2 separate regions of the Homo sapiens genome follow, and region 2 is linked to region 1. A link is an interaction called in ENCODE POLR2A ChIA-PET data of the cell type or tissue named here. Cell type or tissue: OCI-LY7. All regions are shown on one strand. Region 1 overlaps RAPGEF1 (Rap guanine nucleotide exchange factor 1). Region 2 overlaps PRRC2B (proline rich coiled-coil 2B).

What was found. ChIA-PET counts read pairs that join two places held together with the same protein. Peaks named below come from ENCODE experiments on the same cell type or tissue, not always from the same donor. Only the 100,000 strongest peaks of a DNase experiment are listed, where the experiment ranks them.
Region 2: POLR2A ChIA-PET joins it to region 1 with 7 read pairs; 2 of 35 experiments call an interaction of 5 or more read pairs at or near these places.

What each region holds. Positions count from the first base shown.
Region 1 is chr9:131,727,818-131,730,317 of GRCh38, reverse strand. All of the region lies in intron 1 of RAPGEF1 (Rap guanine nucleotide exchange factor 1), which reads left to right. Among named protein-coding and RNA genes, the nearest start is that of RAPGEF1, 11 kb to the left of the region's middle. RefSeq lists enhancers at 411-560, 611-990, 1,261-1,370. In OCI-LY7, no CTCF peak of the experiment used is centred here; DNase peaks (open chromatin) are centred at 697, 1,067, 1,593, 1,954 and 1 weaker place; H3K4me3 peaks cover 2,327 bases; H3K27ac peaks cover 2,500 bases.
Region 2 is chr9:131,443,457-131,445,956 of GRCh38, reverse strand. PRRC2B (proline rich coiled-coil 2B) reads right to left here. Exons shown (of 32, transcript NM_013318.4): 6 at 1,629-1,772. Among named protein-coding and RNA genes, the nearest start is that of SNORD62A, 41 kb to the left of the region's middle. In OCI-LY7, no CTCF peak of the experiment used is centred here; no DNase peak of the experiment used is centred here.

The DNA of each region.
Region 1 (2,500 bases):
AGTAAATGTTGGATAGCACTTAACTAATCATCAAAATAGCTTTTGAAACATTTTTGTACACATTAGTTTCTTTGTTGTTTTGGGCTTTGTTAATTTGTTTCTTTTTTTTTTTTTTTTTTTTTTTGAGAGGGAGTCTCGCTCTGTTGCCCAGGCTGGGGTGCAGTGATGCAGTCTCGGCTCACTGCAAGCTCCACCTCCCGGGTTCACGCCATTCTCCTGCCTCAGCCTCCTGAGTAGCTGGGACTACAGGTGCCCACCACTTCGCCTGGCTAATTTTTTGTATTTTTAGTAGAAACGGGGTTTCACCATGTTAGCCAGGATGGTCTCGATCTCCTGACCTCGTGATCTGCCCGCCTCGGCCTCCCAAAGTGCTGGGATTACAGGCGTGAGCCACTGCGCCCAGCCAATTTGTTTCTTATCATAAGTATGGAGTTGCCCAAGATTTTTCCCAGATGAGGATGATGGCAGCTCACATTTATTATTTCCTGTGTGCCGGGAACGATGCTAGGAGCTTTACCTTCAGACGTGTGTGTGTGATTTAATTAATTCTGTTCTTATAAAGAGTCAGCAATGGCAGGTATTGTGCCCATTTGACAGTTGAGGAAAGGGAGGCAGCAAGAGGGAAGTGACTCGCCAGGGGTGGGTTGTGTATTGCTGAGAACTGGAGTTTCACTTCTCTCCCCTTCCTGGGGTCTAGGGCTGACTTGCCGGCACCACCACTGCCTTGGGTTGGAATGTACTCTGGGGTTCCCCCGGGGCTTTCCAGCCTCTCTGTAGGACTGTTAAGGTGGCACCACATCTGCCTACAGATTTATGAAGAAGCCCCTGGTTTCTCCATTATTGAAGTGGCTTAAAAAGTACATTTGCTGAAAATATTGCATGAGAATCTGCTTTGGAGAAACCTTTCACAGATGGCACAACGGTAGGAAGTGGCCCTTACGAGTTAAAGTAGTTCCACCCACCCACCCACCCAACACTGGCTGTCACTGAGTGTCAAGCAGCCTGCCAGGGGAGGAGAGGGTACTGAGAGGGCTGAGGCGTCAGTGCCCTTGGGGAACTGACAGTCAGCCACCACCTGCGTTGTGTACAGGAGACTTTTGATCTTGGCTCTCACACCCTCATCCGTGTTAGAGGCAGCATGAGCCTGAGCTGAGAGGTGGGAGACCTGCCTCATGGCCCCTGGGCCTGCACTGATGCACTGGATCAGTGCCCCTCCCCAACCCTGTCTTTCCATCTGTGCAGTGAGCCAGTACAGAACAGTGTCTGAGAGCATGTGCTTCAGGTCCTCTAGCTGTGGCTTTAGATACCAGCCCTCCTGTGTCATTGTTGTGGGATCTTGGGCATGTCACTCTGTCTTGTCTAACTCTCAGTTTTTCCTTATCTGTAAAATGGGGAAAATCCTAACAGTACCTACCTTATGGTATTGAGGGAGAATTAAACGAGATGATGTACATAAGCATTTAATCAGAGTCTGGACACATAAGAAGTGCTCGATAAATCTTAGCTTTTGTTCTTACTTCAGGTCGCCTTCTACTCTAAAGTGACCATTTCTTTAAAAATGGTAATCTGGTAACTAAAATTCAAACCTCAGCACTCACAGAGAAGGGGAGGTCCCTGACTATTGAGGTATTTCCTTTTAGGCTGGTTTGTTCTTTCTCTTTCTCTCTCTAAGAAAGCTGAAGTCCAGGGAGTAGGTTTTTACAATTAAGTAATAAACTTTTGAAGTGATCACTCGTAGGAAGAGTAGAGGGCAATTCATTTCAGCTACACATATCCCAGTGCATGCAGGCAGACCAGGAGGCCCTGATTTTAATTTGAGTCTGTCTGGAAGGAATGGGCCTGTGCTTGCAGGCTGTGGTATATGTCAGAGCCACAGCAGGGCTGATACACCAACAGGTATATTTTTTGCCCTGTCTCAAGGGACACCTCCCCAGTTTCTCCTTGCGGGGTGACTTTCGGGGATTAATTAAATCATCTTCGTTCAGCTCTGGAGGTGAAATGATCACAGAGTGTTGCATTTGTGACAGTTAAAAACCACAAGACATTCAAGGTCCTCGTGTACAAAGTAACTTACAAGTTGCATTGAGCACTGCAAGAAGGGGGATTTCATACCCTTTATTTTTCTTTCTTGATTAACTTTCACAGTAAAGATAAATTCAGAAATGCTGTTTTGGTGTTCTGAGTCTTCCTTAACCCCTGCTCCACTGGGAATTTCGGGTATGTGAAAGTAAATGTGTGTAGTCTCCTTGCAAATTTGTCAGTGCAGCTAGCATGAAGCACAGTGCTATTTGCAGAGAGACCAAAGCCCAGTCAACCCTTTTCACTTTCTGTAATCATTTGGTCCTGGAGCTACAGAACCTCTCAATTAGCATAACCACACTAATTTGTGCTTCTGCCTCAGCTTGTCAAGAGTGCCTTGCAAATATTAATTCTCTGAGCTCATCAGAAGACCAAAGGCATAGATCAAAAGCATGCTTTTCTGCATGATCTGTCCTTGTTT
Region 2 (2,500 bases), 280 kb after region 1:
CTTTTAATAAAGATCCCCCAGCCCACAAGACAGGCAAGGCGCAGCTGCTGTCCTTCCAGTGGAGGTGTGGGGCACTTGCGTAGCTCACAGACGGAAACCTGCTGACCTGTCTTTTTAAAATGATGCTTTCTATTGCCAAATGTGGTAAGATCGGGTGGAAATTATTAGAGGCCAACAAGAAATCAAATGAGACAACAGACCCCTGTTTTCGGTCACCTTTTGGTTAGAAGTTGAAGCACAAAGGTCTCTGAGTTACACGACCCTTAAGGGAAAGAGACCCAGGACATGTCTGATCCCAGCTCTTCAACCCCTTTGCTGTGTGATTTGGGGCAAGCCAAGGTCACCCCTCTGTCCATGTTTTCTCATCTTCTCCAATGAGGAGATTAAACTGATGCTTAGAAGCTTCTTCTATGTCTACGTTTTTATAGTCCCACAAGGCAGCTCCTCTTAATTAACCCCAGAAAGACATAATTCGTGTCCCTTAAAATGATGCAAACAGGCTGGGCGCGGTGGCTCACGCCTGTAATCCCAGCACTTTGGGAGGCTGAGACAGGCGGATCACCTGAGGTCAGGAGTTCAAGGCCAGCCTGACCAACATGGAGAAACCCGCCTCTACTAAAAATACAAAATTAGCTGGGTGTGGTGGCACATGCCTGTAATCCCAGCTACTCGGGAGCCTGAGGCAGGAGAATCACTTGAACCCGGGAGGCGGAGGTTGCAGTGAGCAGAGATCGCACCATTGCACTCCACCCTGGGCAACAAGAGCGAAACTCCATCTCAAAAAAAAAAAAGCAGCAAAATAAACCAGTCCTGTGTGGGCCACTGGAAAGGCAGTGAGTGCTGGTTTAAGTAAGACACATCCACAGTGATCACTGACTTACAGGACATCACTTATGACTTGAATGGGAGAGGCCTTGGGGATACATCAAGGCAAGCAAACAAAAGGCCTCACAATTTAAGACCTGATCAAGACCCCTGGACTACATGAGCCACTTCAAAATCCCTGAGTAGAACACGTGGAAAATCACATTCCTAAACACCACCTTAACCTCCAGCCACCCTCGGCTTCCAAGGAGAAATTTCCAGCCAGTGCTACACAATCCTGCCACTTCCCTGGCCCGACCTAAGATGAGGGGCCAGTAGAGACCAGTACCAGGCTGATTTATGTAACAATCCCCAGAGGAATGGGTTAAAAATACAGGTCCTAATTGGGCTGGGGGAGGGGAGGACTGGAAATCAGACTCATTCACAAACTCCCCAGTGATTCCGACTAGATGTAGCTAGGATTGGGAGCTTTAGAAAACAAGCTCTTGAACCGGGGACCTAAGTTAATTGGTCCTTTGTCCATCCTTGCCACAGCCACCAGGCACAGCAAAATTAACAACCGGATGACAGAGGGGGAGGGGACAGGCCTGGCCCAACCCAAGAGACAAAAAAGGCACAAGGCCCAATCCAATGGCCTAGGCAGCAAGTCCAATGGATGCACAGATCACGTGGCGAGTCAAAGAGCCACGTTTCCAGCTCGAACCGGAGACCCCAGTGGCATCAGCACCCTTTTAGGAGTGCAGAGAGATGAGAGGAGGAAGTTCTGTTACTCCATCGAGTGCCCAGAGGCTGCAGTCACTTACTCTGAGGGCGGAGGCTTGGTCCTGGCCCATACGACAGATCTAAGACGCCCTTTTCTTTGCCAGCCTTGTCCTGCCCTCCAGCTGCTTTCAGCGTCGGAAATTCCTCGGGAGAGAAGGATAACAGTCGGCTTGAGCCCCTTAAACCTGTCAAGAAGACGGGGTAGACATGGAGGAAGTGAGATGGAGTCAACAGTCGTCTGCTTCCCAGCTCCACACCTTGAAAGCCGTGTTGCCTGGAAGTGGGCTTTTGAAGGGAGTCTTGTCACAAGGGTGCTCTGTGCTGGCAGATGCCACGAGGGTGCTGAGGGTGGCAAGGGAGACTGCTGCTGACAGCATCATGCCCCTTCCCAGCTGACCTGCAAGGACCAGTGCCTGCTTACAAATGGAAAGAGGTAAGACATCACAGCCGCTCCAGGCCACAGCCTGCCCCAGCAGGGAAGGTTCTACTGACTGCCTGGGGCCACAGACAAGCACAGCCTCCTATAAAATCAGCCCAGGGGAGGCCAAGAAGGCAACTGCTTTCCTGTGGAGGCAACACCTACAGAGTGTGCTGCCATCCCTGCCCCAGTCCACCCCAAAAGGATTAAGATGCTGCTTTTGCCTGGCACAGTGGCTCACACCTGTAATCCTAGCACTTTGGGAGGCCAAGGTGGGTGGATCATTTGAACTCAGGAGTTCAAGACCGGCCTGGGCAACATGGCAAAACCCTGTCTCTACCAAAAAATACAAAAAATTAGTCTGGTGGCGGGCGCCTGTAGTCCCAACTACTCAGGAGGCTGGGGTGGGAGGATCACTTGAGCCCGGGAGGTGGAGGTTGCAGTGAGCCGAAAACGTGCCACTGCACTCCAGTCTGGGTGACAAAGTGAGACCCT